Linked DNA regions of Homo sapiens: region 2 is linked to region 1. Evidence: read pairs that join two places in POLR2A ChIA-PET (ENCODE). Cell type or tissue: Panc1. All regions are shown on one strand. Each heading gives the region's core, and the rest is flanking DNA. Links, peaks and the distances in the headings are about the cores only.

Evidence for each region. Peaks named below come from ENCODE experiments on the same cell type or tissue, not always from the same donor. Only the 100,000 strongest peaks of a DNase experiment are listed, where the experiment ranks them.
Region 2: POLR2A ChIA-PET joins it to region 1 with 5 read pairs; 2 of 35 experiments call an interaction of 5 or more read pairs at or near these places.

Annotation. Positions count from the first base shown.
Region 1 is chr5:92,863,620-92,871,406 of GRCh38, reverse strand. No RefSeq gene overlaps it. Among named protein-coding and RNA genes, the nearest start is that of LINC02058, 72 kb to the left of the region's middle. RefSeq lists a silencer at 6,451-6,745. In Panc1, for the core only: no CTCF peak of the experiment used is centred there; no DNase peak of the experiment used is centred there; H3K27ac peaks cover 1,437 bases.
Region 2 is chr5:92,776,928-92,784,714 of GRCh38, reverse strand. No RefSeq gene overlaps it. Among named protein-coding and RNA genes, the nearest start is that of LINC02058, 160 kb to the left of the region's middle. In Panc1, for the core only: no CTCF peak of the experiment used is centred there; no DNase peak of the experiment used is centred there; H3K27ac peaks cover 4,353 bases.

The DNA.
Region 1 (7,787 bases), core at 1,790-6,789:
TTTGTGTTCATGGTTTGAAAGAATTAACATTGTCCAAAATGACCATACTACCCAAAGAGATCTACAAATTTAATGCAATTCCTATCCAAATACCAATGATATTCTCCACATAAATAGAAAAAATATCCTAAAATTCATATGGAACCACAAAAGACTTTGAATAGCCCAAGCAATTCTGAACAAAAAGAGTAAAGCTGAAGGCTTCTTTTACCAAAGAAGTGAAAAATCTCTAGAAGAAAAACTATAAAACACTGATAAAAGAAATTGAAGAAGACACAAAAAATGGAAAGATATCCCATGATCATTGATTGGAACAACTAATATTGTTAAAATGTCTACACTACCCAAAGCAGTCTACACATTCAAAGCAACATCTATAAAACTACTAACATTAAATAATCCTAAAATTTGTAAGAAAACCACAAAAGACTCTGATTAGCTAAAGAAATCCCAAACAGCCAGGGGTAGTGGCTCATGCCTATAATGCTAGCAGTTTGGGATGCTGAGGTAGGTGGATCACTTGAGGCCAGGAGTTTGAGACCAGCCAGGCCAACATGGTGAAACCTTGTCTCTACCAAAAATACAAAAATTAGCTAGGCATGGTAGCACACACCTGTAATCCCAGCTACTCAGGTGACTGAGGCACAAGAATCACTTGAGCCTCGGAGGTGAAGGTGGCAATGAGTGGAGACTGTGCCACTGCACTCCAGCCTGGGCAACAAAGCAAGAGTCTGTCTCAAAAAAAAAAAAAAAAAAAGAAAAGAAAAGAAAAGAAAAAATATCCTGATCAAAAAGAACAAAGCTGGAGGCAGGCATCACACTTCCTGATTTCAAATTATATTACCAAACTATAGTAACCAAAACAGCATGGTATTGGTATACAAACAGACACATAGGCCCATAGACCTATGGAACAAAATAGAGAAGGCAGAAATAAATCCACGCAGTTACAGCAAACTCATTTTTGACAAAGGTGCCAAAAATGTGTAATGGGAAAAAGACAGTCTCTTTAATAAATGGTGCTGAAAAAATTGGGTATCCATATGCAGAAAAATGAAACTGGATTCCTATCTCTTACCATATACAAAAGTCAACTAAAGATGGATTAAATATTTAAATTTAAGACCTGAAACTATGAAACTACTGAAAGAGAATTGAGAAAATGCTACAGGACATTACTCTTGGCAAATATTATCTGGGGGTAAGTTGCAAAAAGCACAGGGAAGAAAACCAAAAATAGACAAATGGTATTATACCAAGCTAAAAATCTTTGAAACAGCAATGAAAACATTAGCAAAGTGAAGAGATGACCTACAAGATGGGGGAAAATATTTGAAAACCATTCATCTGACAAGGGATTAATAAGCAGAATATATAAAAAACTCAAACAACTCAACTGCAAAAGAAAATTCGATTAAAAATGAGCAAAAGACATGAATCAATATTTCTCAAAAGAAGACATATGAATGATCAACAGGTATATGAAAAAATGCTCTGTATCACTAATCACCAGGGAAATGCAAATCAAAACCACAATGAGATAATACCTCACTCCAGTTGGAATGGCTAGTATCAAAAAGACAAAAGTCAGGAAGTATTGGCAAGGATGTGGAGAAAAGGAACACTTACACATTGTTGGGGTTGTAAACGAGTGTGGCCATTATGAAAAACAGTATGGTAGTTCCTCAAATAATTAAAAATAGAACTGCCATATGATCCAGCAATCGTACTACTGGGTATATACCCAAAGAAATGAAATCAGCATGTAAAAAATATAACTGCACTCCCATATTTATTGCAACACTATTCACGATAACGAATATATGGAATCAACTTAAGTGTCCAACAAGGGATGAATGAATGAAGAAAATGTGATATATATATATATAGATATGGAATATTATATATTCCATATCTATATATATATATGGAAACTATTCAACCATTAAAAAGAATGAAATGTGTTATTTGTGACAAGGATGAATCTGAAGGACATCATGTATAGTAAAATAAGCCAGGCACAAAGAGACATATATCACATGTTCTCATTCATATGTGGAATCTTAAAATTTTTTTACATCATAGAAGTAAAGAGTAGAATAGCAGTTATCAGTGATTAGAGAAGGGAGGGGATGGGGGACAAGGGAGAGTTTATTCAATGGGTACAAAGTTATAATTTGATAGGAATAATAAGTTTTCATAATCTATTGCACAGTTGGGTGACTGTGGTTAACAGAAAAACATCGTATATTACAAAATAGCTAGAAGAGAGGCTTTTGAACATTCTTACCCCAAATAAATTATAAATGCACGAGGTGATGGATAGATTAACTAGTCTGATTAGATCACTGTACAATATATATATAAGCACTGAAACATCATATTGTATCCCATAAATACATACAATTGCAATGTGTCAAAAAATAAAAACATTTTAAAAATAAATTTTACAAAGGAGAGGTTTTATCTTATAAGAAATACTGAGAAATAGAGATTTAAAAGTCTTGCAATTTAAACTAAAAAAAACCACTTTTCTAGCCTTGACAACGTGGCAAAACTCTGCCTCTACAAAAAAAAAAAAATACAAAAATCAGCTGTGTGTGGTGGTGTGTGCCTGTAGTCCTGGGTACTCAGGAGCCTGAAATGGGAGAATCACTTGAGCCTGGGAGGTCGAGACTGCAATGAGCCGTGACCATGCCACTGCGCTTCAGCCTGGGCAACAGAGTGAGGCCCTGTATCAAAATAAATAAATAAATAAATAAATAAATAAATAAATAAATAAATAACTTTTCTGATTGATAAATGGAAATTCAGATTAGACATTCCTGCAACAACTAAAATGACCCACTCATGTTCCTCCTTCCCCTGGGCTCCAGGACTCAAGTTCAAAAGACAGTGTAGCAGTAGCTTATGCAGTACTATATTAAATATAAATTGGTACAAATATTCTGACAAGAAAAAAAGCTAACATTCTCTACAGGTTAAAAGCCTTGAACATGTATATATACTAGTAATTCTGCTGGTTGGAATTCATAAAAGATAAATAATCAAATAACCCAGGTAGTTAAAAGGGAACCAACCTAAATGTGAACTGTAAAAGTTTAATTAAATAAACAGTGTTATATTCAGAGAGCCATCATTGCTTTATTTCAAACACACATACACACACACACAAATCAACATTGACAGTTTTTCAAAGTTAAGGTGAAATGGAACAGTTCCTCCTGATCAGCACCCTTTGGATCGTATATGGGTAGTCTATGTGGGTAGTCTAGACTTCTACTCATGAGATGGTTAAACAAGTACATCTTCTTGATTATGTCAGGCAGGGAAGTTGTTCACTATGCTACATATGACTGTTTGCCATCCTTGTCCCTACAGTGGAAAAGTTCAGTTTGATTATGGAGTAGAAAATCACTATTTACAGCAAGAGGAATTTAAATACCAATAGTATAGTAAAATATAAAAAGAAGATGTAAATGGTGTTAACATTAAGATGGCCTATAGAAATCATCATTGCTTTACCTGTGCCCTAAATAGAAAAAATGACAAAAATTCTAGCTAAAATCTGTCAGAAAGAAGCAGAGTTATGAGTAAGGATTTTTCAGAGAAGTATGTGAAGCAATCACAATTGTAAGATTAAGTTTTACTTTGCATATAGGTTATATATATATATTTTTTACAAATGGTTTTACACTTACTCAAAGTGTTAAAGTGAGAATCAATTGAAGCTAGAAATTCTCACAATTTTCATGGAGTGCTACCCTTGAAGGTTTCAAGCGTCTGCTCATTACAATTTTAAATGCATTTAGTTAAGTCTAGCATTTATTTTCCTTTTTCTACCTGTAAATAATACACTGGTAACACTAAAAATTCACTTTGGAGAAGATGCTATTTTTCCACAGAACAGAGTTAGGGCAGTGGTCAAAAATCATTTTTAACACACTCCAAGTGTATCCCCCTCTGTTTAAAGAGCAAGGGCAGGTATCTGATCTTATCAATCTCCATGTTCCTGAGTGTCCAACAGTTGAAGATACTAAGCAAATGTGTGTGGTGCAAAGACCACTCTGAGATAATCCCCACTCCATAGAAGTTGATGCATTCATTGTTCCCTGACTACAATTGCCCCTTTTCTCTGCTTAGAAAGTTCTTATTCAGGCCAGGTGCAGTGGCTCATGCCTGTAATCCCAGCACTTTGGGAGGCCGAGGCAGGTGGATCACAAGGTCAGGAGTTCAAGACCAGCCTGGCCAATATGGTGAAATCTCGTCTCTACTAAAAATAAATAAATAAATAAATAAATAAATAAATAAATAAATAAATACAAAAATTAGCCGGGCATGGTGGTGAGTGCCTGTAGTCCCAGCTACTAGGGAGGATGAGGCAGAAGAATCGCTTGAACCTGGGAGGCAGAAGTTGCAGTGAGCCGAGATGGTGCCAACGCACTCCAGCCTGGGTGACACAACGAGACTCCGTCTCAAACAAACAAACAAAACAAACAAACAAAACCAGTTCTTATCCATTCCGCTGTGCCTGTTGAAACCTCGTTCTTCCCCGGGTCACTGTCTCTAGTTTCTTTTACTGATTAGCTGAGACCACCATCATTTCCTTTTTCTTTAGTACTGGTATTTTTGTCTGTTTCACTCCCAATATTACATACATTATCTTAATTATAAACTATCTTTCATAATTACACACTTTATGCATCATAATGTTTCTTCCTTGCAAGCAACAGAAACCAACTCTGGTTAACAAAAGTGAAAGGAAACTTATTGGAAGAATATCAGGGTAGGGGTGAGGGCTCATAAAATTAAGTTGGTAGATGAGGCTTCAGACCATGATTCAAGAGAATTCGGGAAGGATAGGATTTTGTAGCAGAAATCACAGTAACAATCCAATAGCTAGAACAGAGGTGAGAACATCATCATGGTGATGGCTGTTCCTGAGTCACTCAAATTCCTTTTAATATCTTAAAAACGAGGACCCGAATGGTAGATTGAGGCCACAGATAAAACCTCTACTAGTGGCCTGGGGAGAAAAAATGATTTGACCCCTTTGCTTTTCTTTTCCTTTTTTTTTTTAATATTTTTTTGAGACGGGAGTCTCACTCGGCTGCCAGGCTGCAGTGCAATGGCGTGCCATCTCGGCTCACTGCAACCTTCGCCTCCCGGGTTCAAGCGATTCTCCTGCCTCAGCCTCCCGAGTAGCTGGGACTACAGGAGCCCACCGTCACTCCCAGCTAATTTTTGTATTTTTAGTAGAGATGGGGTTTCACCATGTTGGCCAGGATGATCTCTAGATCTCTTGACCTTTTAGAAAAGCCCCCACTTGCTTTTCTAAAAGGAAGGGAGAGGCATGGAATTCACACACATGAGGAAAGAGAGCGGATTTCCAAAAAGAAAATTGTTGGGGGGGTCATTATGAGGAAGCATAAATGAGGAGCAGCCATCTATTTATTAAACTTTAATTAGATTATTAGTTCCTGAGGCACAAGGAATACCTTCCCCCCACTCCCGCCGCCCCGAGACGGAGTCTTCCTCTGCCACCCAGGCTGGAGTGCAGTGGGGCCATCTTGGCTCACTGCAACCTCCGCCTCCCAGGTTCAAGCAATTCTCCTGCCTCTAATTTGCCTCTCTTGCCGGCTAATTCGTACTTTTAATAGAGACGGGGTTTCACCTTGTTAGCCAGGATGGTCTCGATTTCCTGACCTCGCGATCCGCCCGCCTCGACCTCCCAAAGTGCTGGGATTACAGGCATGAGCCACAGCCGCCTAGCTAGGAAAATCTCTTATGCTACTTTTTCAGCAGGATTCAATAATGCCTTGGACAAGTAGAAGGTCAGGTATTAGCTGGAGAAAAAGAGGGATGGAGACAGAGGTGGTATTATTTACTGAAATCATATGACTGGGTTACATGTGGTCCATGAATGCTGTCATTATTCTGATGCCCGTAAGTCAAAACCAGGTAAGCAGCACTCATTCTAGAAGGCTGCCTTAATGAGACTTGTGCACGGAGACTGCACAAACTGGAAAGTTCACACATTAACAAAGAATACATGTAATAATGCTCTTACTATAGTACATGATTAAAGGTATTCAGTAAGTTATAGTTATAGTATCAGAGTTAAGTCTTCTCCACTGGTACAGAGGAGCGTACTATCCCGGCCTTTAAAAAATATCCCCTTTGTTGATCATCCAGCCTGTCCAAAAGCTCCACAGAGGAACGATGTGGCCCTATATTTAATATCTTCCCACTGGTAAAGTAAGAATCAGTGATTCTTGAGTGATGCAGCAGATATCAGGCAGGCTCAGTTAAGTATCTGTACCATTTTAAAAATGATACAATGAATAATCCTGTCCAACTACTGTTTGAAAAACAAATAAATTGCTAATAAAATATATTAACTACAACAAAATTCCAGTCTTCCCCAACCCAGAAAATTTGTTAGGAAGTAAAAGCATTCACTAGACACATTGTGTAAGGAATATTTTCAGTGTTCTGGCTTTACTTAGTTATTTCCTCATTTCCAAGTTAAGCCAAACAAATACGAGGAAGATGACAATGCCAGGAAACTTGCCTCCATCCTCCTTTCCTATGACTGCACCTGCTGTCAGGGTGCTGACCAAAGTTGAAAGGTCAGTATTCACCTGTGGCAGATGTGCCTCATTATGATAAACACTTCGATGTTGGAAATGGTTCTGTTCACAGATAGTTTATCATTCAGGTGAGAAATAGAAATGTGAGAGAGCTTCACTGCTGGAAATCTTATTTCATATTTGAGTGCAATTAACCAGCTGATAAACAGGCTTTTGTTTTCCATCTGAATGGCCAATGCCCATTCATTTGGGATATGTCAAATGAGCAACAATAACAATAAAGTTTATGTATTTTGGCTCTCATTTGCTCTAAAACCTGCAGTAACCTCCTGCATTGGAATCAAGAACCTGAACTGAGTGTGCAAAATAATTATCTTCCAGAATCCACCTGGTGGTGAGGATATGGAAGATTATCTTGTTTTGAACTGGAAATAAGGAGTAAATAATGCATTTTTATTTCAATGGCTCTTTATTTTAGTGCAATCAGAACATGCTTGTAAGCCCTAGTATTCTATATTCCATATGCTTATATCACTTAAACACAGAGAAGATGTACTTCACCACATTTCTAAACATATTCTAATTTTAAAATTAGACAATATTGTCCTATGACAATATCATATTATCTGAAGTATCTTATAGCCATTTTCTAAACACTTATTGATAATACTGAGGACGTTCTGTCATTGCTTAATTTTGACCATAAACTCTAAATTTTGCATCTTCACTTTATTTTTCCTCCTCATCCATATATTTTCCAGCACACCATAGTCATCTCCTTTTTAAAAAATAAATCTAAACAGTAAGATCCTCTCTCCCTGTTTTGGCTTAATGTGGTATTTTCACAAATGTAGATGACACACGATTTCATTGTTTTTTTTTTCCTCACAGGGATGATTGAAAAGAAAAGCCACCTATATCCTCTTGCTTAGTTTCCCTTGACAAAAATGATTAAAGTGAGCTGTGTAGCCCTGTAACCATGGAACAGATTTCCTGTACAATGTTCATAGCTTTGGCAAAGTAATTATTATTGCCGCACAACTTCTGGTAGAATTTGTGAAATAATAGAAATTACATTATTAGCTGTTATGTATTGACTCAGACATATCTAGATCAGTGTAAGAAGATAAATCAATGTAGATTCTCATTTACTCTCCCTATAACTATTTACTAAGCATTACTACGTTCTATTTC
Region 2 (7,787 bases), core at 1,772-6,771, 87 kb after region 1:
GAAGATGACCTCTTTATCATTATGACATACTTATTTTTTCTCTTTGGTAATCTTTCTTGCTCTGAATTCTGCTGTGTCTGAAGTTTTTTGTCACATTTTTTTTTTTTTAAATAGAGACAGAGTCTCACTGTGTTGCCCAGGCTGGTCTCAAACTCCTGGTCTTAAGCAACCCTTCCCACTTTGCCTTCCAAAATGCTGGGATTCTATGCATGAACTGCCATGCCTGGCCTGTCTGAAATTAATATATAGCTACTCCAGCATTCTTTAGTTTAGCTTTCCTGGGTTATACTGGTGTGGACTCTTTTAATTTTTTTTTGTTGTTGTTTTTGAGACAGAGTCTCGCTCTTTTGCCAGGCTGGAGTGCAGTGGCTGGATCTCAGCTCACTGCAAGCTCAGCCTTCCACGTTCAAGCAATTCTTTTGCCTCAGCCTCCCAAGTGGCTGGGACTACAGGCGCGTGCCACCACGCCCAGCTAATTTTTGTATTTTTAGTAGAGACGGGGTTTCACCATGTTGGCCAGGATGGTATCGATCTCCTGACCTTGTGATCTGCCTGCCTTGGCCTCCCAAAGTGCTAGGATTACAGGCGTTAGCCACTGTGCCAGCCTCTTTTAATTTTTAACAGTGTTGAGTCTTTATATTTGAAGTGAGTTTATTTTACATGAGATAAAGTTGCCTCTAGATTATTTTTCATCTACTCATTCAACTTCTATCTTTTAATTAGTACTTTTAGATTATACAGTGATTAATATGTATTAATATGTAATAAGTAATTAATATGTATTATAATTATAACTTATATTTAATCATACTAATTGTTGCTTATCCTACCCCTTTTTTATGGCTTCTCTGATATTAAGGATTTTACATGATTCTATTTTATCTCCTTCAGAGTGTATCAATTATTCTTGTTTAACAAAGATTTTAGTTATTGCTCTAGAGTTTACAATATACATTTTAATTAGTCTAACTTAACCTTCACATAACACTATACTCATTTATAAGTAGTGCAGGTAACTTACAGCAGAGCATTCTCAATTAATTCCTGTGACAATGCTGTTTTACATTTCACTTATTCATACCTATAATTACCTAATACATTGTTATCATGATTACTTTAAACATACAGTTGTCTTACAGTAGCACCAAAATACAGTTAAAAATAAGAAAAACACAATCCTGTTTTATCTTAATACATTTTTTCTCTGACACTTTTCTTTCTTTCTTTAAATGTAGATCCATGTTTTTAGCCTATTTAGCTTTCCTTCAGCATGAAGAACTTCTTTTAACTTTTCTTATAAGGTTGGTCATCTGGTAACATAATTTTTCCAGTTTGTTTGAGGATGTCCTTATTTCTCTATTTGGAAAGATAATTTTGCTGAAAATTGTAGGTTTTCTTTTTTTCAACATTTTAAATATTTGACTTTTCTGCCTTGTGTGCATGGTTTCTGATCAGAAATTGTTTAATTCTTATCTTTGTTCTTCCACAGGCAAGGTATTCTACCTTTATCTCCTGACCCTCAGCTTCCTTCAAGGTTTTCTTTCTTTTGGGTTTTCTGGAGATTGAATATATAATTTATTATATCTAGGTATTTTTTTTTCTTTTTGTATTTACTCTACTTGGTGCTCTCTAAGCTTCCTGGATCCGTGGTTTTGTGTCTGCCATTCCCTCTTTACTTTCTGAAGTTTACTGAAAATCAGCTGACAAAAAGCAGATTAATAGGAACAAAAGCCATACAAAATATATTTTAATATACATAGCATGGGGAAATCACAGGAGAATAATTAAATAATCCAGTGGGATACAGAATCTTATATTCCTTTCTTCATAGGGGAGGGAGGAGTTGAAAAATTTCAACAATTTTTTGAGGGATAGTAAATGATTATTAAGAACAATGAGTGGACCCAGGTGACAGAAGTAAACTTTAAAATTATTCTCTTTGGAATTTAAATAAGCTGAGAGGCAGACCTTAGTTTTTGAAAAATCCATCCAAATGTAGCTACATTTCTCAGTCTTGTTTTCTGGAGTAAATAATGAGGTTTCAAGGAGGGAATGGAAGATAGTTGTGCTCCTCTTTGGGAGTCCAGTTTTTAGGTAAATAAGGAAACTTTAGAGAACAGCCTCATCCTCTGCTTTGGGAGAGACAGAAGGGTTGAGATTTGAGTCAGGGGAAGGTCAGAGAGAGCTTAAGGCTGTTTCTTCAGCACAACATGTCAGAGTGTCATATTTTGGGGCATTGTTTTCTGTGCCCCAACGTTTCCCTGTCTGAAGCTTTCCTAGAAGTTTCACACACATAAAGCTGAGTTGGTGTCTTTGGAGAGAAAAATACCAAATTAGCAACTGAGTGGCTAAGGATACCATTAAACTAGTTTCCCCTTTCTGTGAATAAGTAAGTTCAGTTAAATAGTTGTGTCTCATTTAAGGAGATGGCATTGCAGATGGGCTCTCACAGCTAGGCCTCTATATGAGGTAGGCAAACAGATTTTTAATAAATGGCATTTCCATAGGAACAGAAGAAAAGGTTAATGCCTGGAGTAATCTATAGAGTAGTTTCTTTAGCATTTGGAGGGCAGTTAGTTGAAAAGATTAATGGCAATCTAACAGAGTTTTTGGTTTATTCTCTCCATGTACAAAATTTGTTCAAATATAAGCTCTGTGTTGATTTCTCTTTAAAGCCTGAGTGACTAGCTTCAGTTTTTAGGGCCTCAGAAAAAAAGGCAGTTTTAATTTTTAGTAATTCCAAGTGAGAAAGGGTGAACGAAAATTAGAAATGTTAGTCTGGTGAATCTAAGATAGATATGGGAAGAAACTAAAAATTTGGGATTCAGTCCAGATAATTAAAAAAACTAATTAAAAAATAGATGGTACTAGAACCGAGTAACATGTATACTATAGGTCTTCTGAAACATAATTTTTCTCTCTCCAGTCTTTCATTTCTACCAAAGATGTTTTCAGCAAGACTAATTTGTTCATAAATAAGTTCAGTTTCATTAACTCTGATTATTTACATAAATAATAATAAATAAATAAGCCTGATTATTTACATAAAGTGCAGTAAGAATAATGATTTATCCTATAGCCTCTTCATAAGTGGCAATTTTGGAACTTTGTATAAGAAATTAAAAGCCTCTTAAGACTAGGAAGCCTGCCTAGGATTAACCTCGCTCTCAGATCGTGTCTGTAAAACTTATACAAATTAAATAAAAACCTCTGCTAACAAGGTCCCCAAAATATCTTGAGGTCCTTGGGCCGCTCAAAAAGTGGCAATTTTTGCTTACTGCAAGGGCAGGAACCCTGTAAAGGAACCATGTAGACAAGGTGCTAGATCAGTTTTTCCAAGGGGATTTTTATTGTCCCCATTAAAGACAACCTCAATCCCTCAAACTAGTTTGGTCATATCTAAAAATATGATTCCAGTCATAACCTTGGTGAAATAAACAGTGTCTGCAATTGCGTCCTATTACAAAAGAGAGCAGATTCTCACTGAACTTATGTAAAAATACTATATTGCCATCAAACAAAAAGATGCATGAACAGTTTCTGAATTCTGGAGAAATCAGGAGAGAAAAAGGTAAATGTTTCAGTTCTGCTCAAAAAATTATAATTTACCAAATTGCTGTAAAGCTATAGACAATCCAAGGGGATTTTTAAAAAGAGTTTTAGAATTTTTAGCCAGTTCAATTGTATGGTTTCAAATTTGTCAGAAACCTGTATTTGTCATTTTTTTTAATCCCTTCGCTGAACTCCTTGAAGACACAACATTTTAGGATTTGCAAAGAGCTTTCAGAAAAAAAAAGGCATCAGAATAATGCATTTGATTGGGGGCAACACAGCTTAAAATGGCCATGGTTAAAGATGCAATTGACAAAGAAATTTGGTTATTTTCTGTGGCCTTCAACAATTTAGCATAATAATCATAATGATGATGGATAACATAAACCAGAGCTAAGAGGAACCTTAGTACTGCTCCTGGGGTTCCATGAAGAAGACAGGGGGTCCCAATATAAGGAGGTCAGTGGCATATTTTTGTGTTTTTCAAGGAGTCTCAGAGTTGCTAGAAGTCCCCTCTAGATCCCTTCATGTGGTATCAAAAGTGGCAAAAAGAAACGGGCAGAGCAAGTGGAAGAACAAGTCTTAGAAGTCAATTTGGGGAGTTTTAAACATTTCAAAAGGCTAATGTAGTTCTAGTTAGCAAGGGTTTAAGAGAAAGGGTTCTAATCTTCTAAGAAGTTTCCTGGGGAGAAAGGATTTAAAAGAGAACAGAGAAAAATATAAGCTTTTAATTAAGCTTTTGACCTTAGAGCTCTATTAAAAATAAATAAATAAATAATTAAATATACAAGCAGCAAACTTTCTGTCACACAACCCACCAGCCTTTTGCTGGACCCAAGAGGACGTGGTGGCAGCGGCAGGAGCAGTGTGTTTCCCTGCACTGCCTGAAGTGGGGTCTACCGCACTTGCTCACTACTTTGTCTGTCAGTGGTGCTGCAGGGTGTGTCTCTCCAGCTCAATAGAGAGGGAAAGACAAATGAAACCAAAACACCAAAAAACCTAAAGAACCACTTGTATCACAGCCTGAATACAAACCGATTTTAAACCAGATATACCTAGACAAATGATCAAAATCAAAACAAATAAGCACACATGAGACTAAAATCAAGAAGCCCTTTATGGCCTTAGCCAAGTTTTCCAAAGAAGGAGCAAAAGCTGTAACCATTCCAAAATTCAGATAACTCCCAATGGTAGTATAAAGGAAGAAAAATTTTGCTAGCAACAAATGGGATACAACCCACATCTCTGTGTGGTCTCATTTTCCAGGACCCCAGTGTCTCAGCTGACCATCTGTACACAAAGGCCTGACAACCCATGTGCTGCATGGACAGAAAATTAAAGGAGACAAATAGTTTGACAACAGGAAATTAAAAACCTGTCTATGGGAGAAGAAAGGATTATAAACAAATGGATATCCCCAAAGGTCAAGAGTCATGCAAATATAAATTGAAAACAATGTAAACTAATTTGTATGAATGTTTTTCTTTTCCTGAGTCAAAGGATTTACATTTCCAAGGAACTGATTTCATGACCTGGAATCAAACCTGGGTTGCAGTGGTGAAAGTGCCCAATCCTAGCCATGAGGCTACAGAGTGCAGTGCCTTTCTTGCAAATCCCACAGAAAATCCAAAACAGGAAGTTTGAGCTTTCAAAGGATTTTAACTTTTGTTCTGGGTCAGATTTATGCTCTTTAGTTTTGTATCTTTTATCTAATTTGATCTTTCTTTCCATAAATAAAAATAAGGTAATTGTTTAGAAAGAGACATCTGTAATATATATATTTTTCCCACATAGGAGTCTTTTTAACTTAAAGATCCATTGTCTGGCCACTAATGACTAATGAATATCTAATGATGTACTTATTTTAATAGTGATTCAATCTAATAAGGCTCTTTATGGAAAGACCAGGAGGTAATTGTTAGGCTTAGAATAAGTTTTACCATATAAGCAAAAGGAGTTCCTGGAAAGGGTGTCAAAGAGACAATGCCCATGATCACCCAAAATTAATGCCTATAAATAGACTAAGAGAGCAAAAAGATGGTTACAGTCACAGATGGTTGAGAACAGTGTTTTCGGAACAGTGTCTCCAGTATCTCACAAATTTGTGGGGGGTTGCCAGTTACAGACCTGTTAATCTGTGATATGGGCAGGTCCTCCTGGAACTGGACTTTCCCAGTACTAATCGGGCAATGAGAGTTGAGACAGCAAAAGGCCTTTATGGATGGTACTTTTTATTGACGTAAACTCCCCTGAGAGCTTGGCATATAGGAAACAAAGAGAGTGTTGTTTAAAATTGCACATATCTTGAGGTTTTTAGTCCTTTCACACTGGCCATCGGATGAGACCCAAAAATCATGCCCCATGATTTTAAGCAAAAATTTAAGCAAAAATTGTCACTTTTTGAGTGGCCCAAGGACCTCAAGATATTTTGGGGACCTTGTTAACCGAGGTTTTTATTTAAAAAAGCTCTATTTTAAGGTGGAGACGGACAGAGTGCTCCCACTTGGTCACAAGTCAAGCCCTCAAGAACATAAAACAAGACAAGAGGAGAACCTCATCCAGTTTTTATTTCAGTGACCCACAGCACAGTTTGTCTTAAACAAGTGCTGATCTGATAAGAACTGTAAAGCTCACAGTCTATAGAGGCTGGCTCAAACAACAGACTGGCAGGGATTTTAGGCCTGTATTTTATTCTATGGTAATCCTCTTTATGATGAAATGACAAAAGAAGACAAAGACAAAGGAAAATCTGTCCTCCAAAAGACCACTAGAGTAGCTAAATAGAAAAGAGTGCTATAAGATGTCTATTACTGGCAATATCGGTTTGCAAGCCAGGAAGAGGAAATCTCCAGCATGAACTTGAAGGCGCTCTCTTCTCGAAGAGGGGAAGAGCAGGTTGGGTTTTATGCCATTCAGGGCCTGTATCATACTTATTTAGCAGGTTTGGGGGGGAAAGTTATACATGTTTTTTGTATATGAGGGGAGCTGAATGCATGTGCAATGGGTAAACACGTGTGTAACATACACACCATGTTTATTTGGGCAGTGTTTTAGCATTAACATGAGGTGGAATTTGGCTCCTTACATTAGAAGGCAAACTGTAGGCCGGGCTTGGTGGCTCATGCCTGTAATCCCAGCACTTTGGGAGCCCTAGGCGGGCAGGTCACGAGGTCAGGAGATCGAGACCATCCTGGCTAACACAGTGAAACCCCGTCTCTACTAAAAATACAAAAAATTAACTGGGCGTGGTGTCACACGCCTATAATCCCAGCTACTCCGGAGGCTGAGGCAAGAGAATTGCTTGAACCTGGGAGGCGGAGGTTGCAGTTAGCCGAGATCACGCCACTGTATTTCAGCCTGGGTGACAGAGCAAAACTCCATCACAAAAAAAAAAGAAAAATGAAAAAAAAAAGGCAAACTGTAGGACACAAAGACAGTTTGTATATGCAGCCTCTATAAGCTGGCTGAAACTGGTTTAAGGACTGTGATAGCTTATCAGGAAAGAATGTAAGGTCAGTCCTTTGTCCAGTCAGAGTTGTAGTGGTCTGGGTTTTAACCAGTTGATAGCTCCTATTGTTAGGGAGCTGAGCAAGGGTGTGGGTTTTCTTATTGTAATAGGAATTTAGAATTTGCCATGCCAGCCAGTCCCTGAACCCTCGACCTGTAGATGGCTTTTTTTTCCCTTAAATTTAGGGCCCATCTTACTTGATAAAGGGGTATCTATTTTGGTCTCTCAGATCACAAAACAAAGGTATTTCTGGGAGAAAAGGGATCAGACAGTGTGAATATTTATACCAAAAAGACACCAGAGTTTTTACACCTAAGACTAGTCACAGAAATTCTTTTCTACTATGAGTCTTAAATTTGGAAAGGAAAAAGAGAAAATCAGTAATTTTTACTGTCTGCTTCACTGGATTCCACAAAAATACATGCAGAAATCTGACTGGTAAGAAAATTTTACTTTTTTTTGTTTTTTTGGCCAACCTGTCAGGTCCCAGTTTCTCTAGACTGTGGCTTCTAGAAGAGCAGAGCTGTTTGGTTACCCTGCTTGCAGGACCAAAACTGTAGGGACCAAGAGGGAAAGCTTCCTCCTTTACCTTCTGAAGTTCACTGAAAATCAACTAACAAAAGGCAGGAACAAAAGCCATACAAAATTTATTTTAACACTCATAGCCTGGGGGAATTGCAGGGGAATGATCACCCACTAACCTGATGTAGTACAGAAGCTTATATTA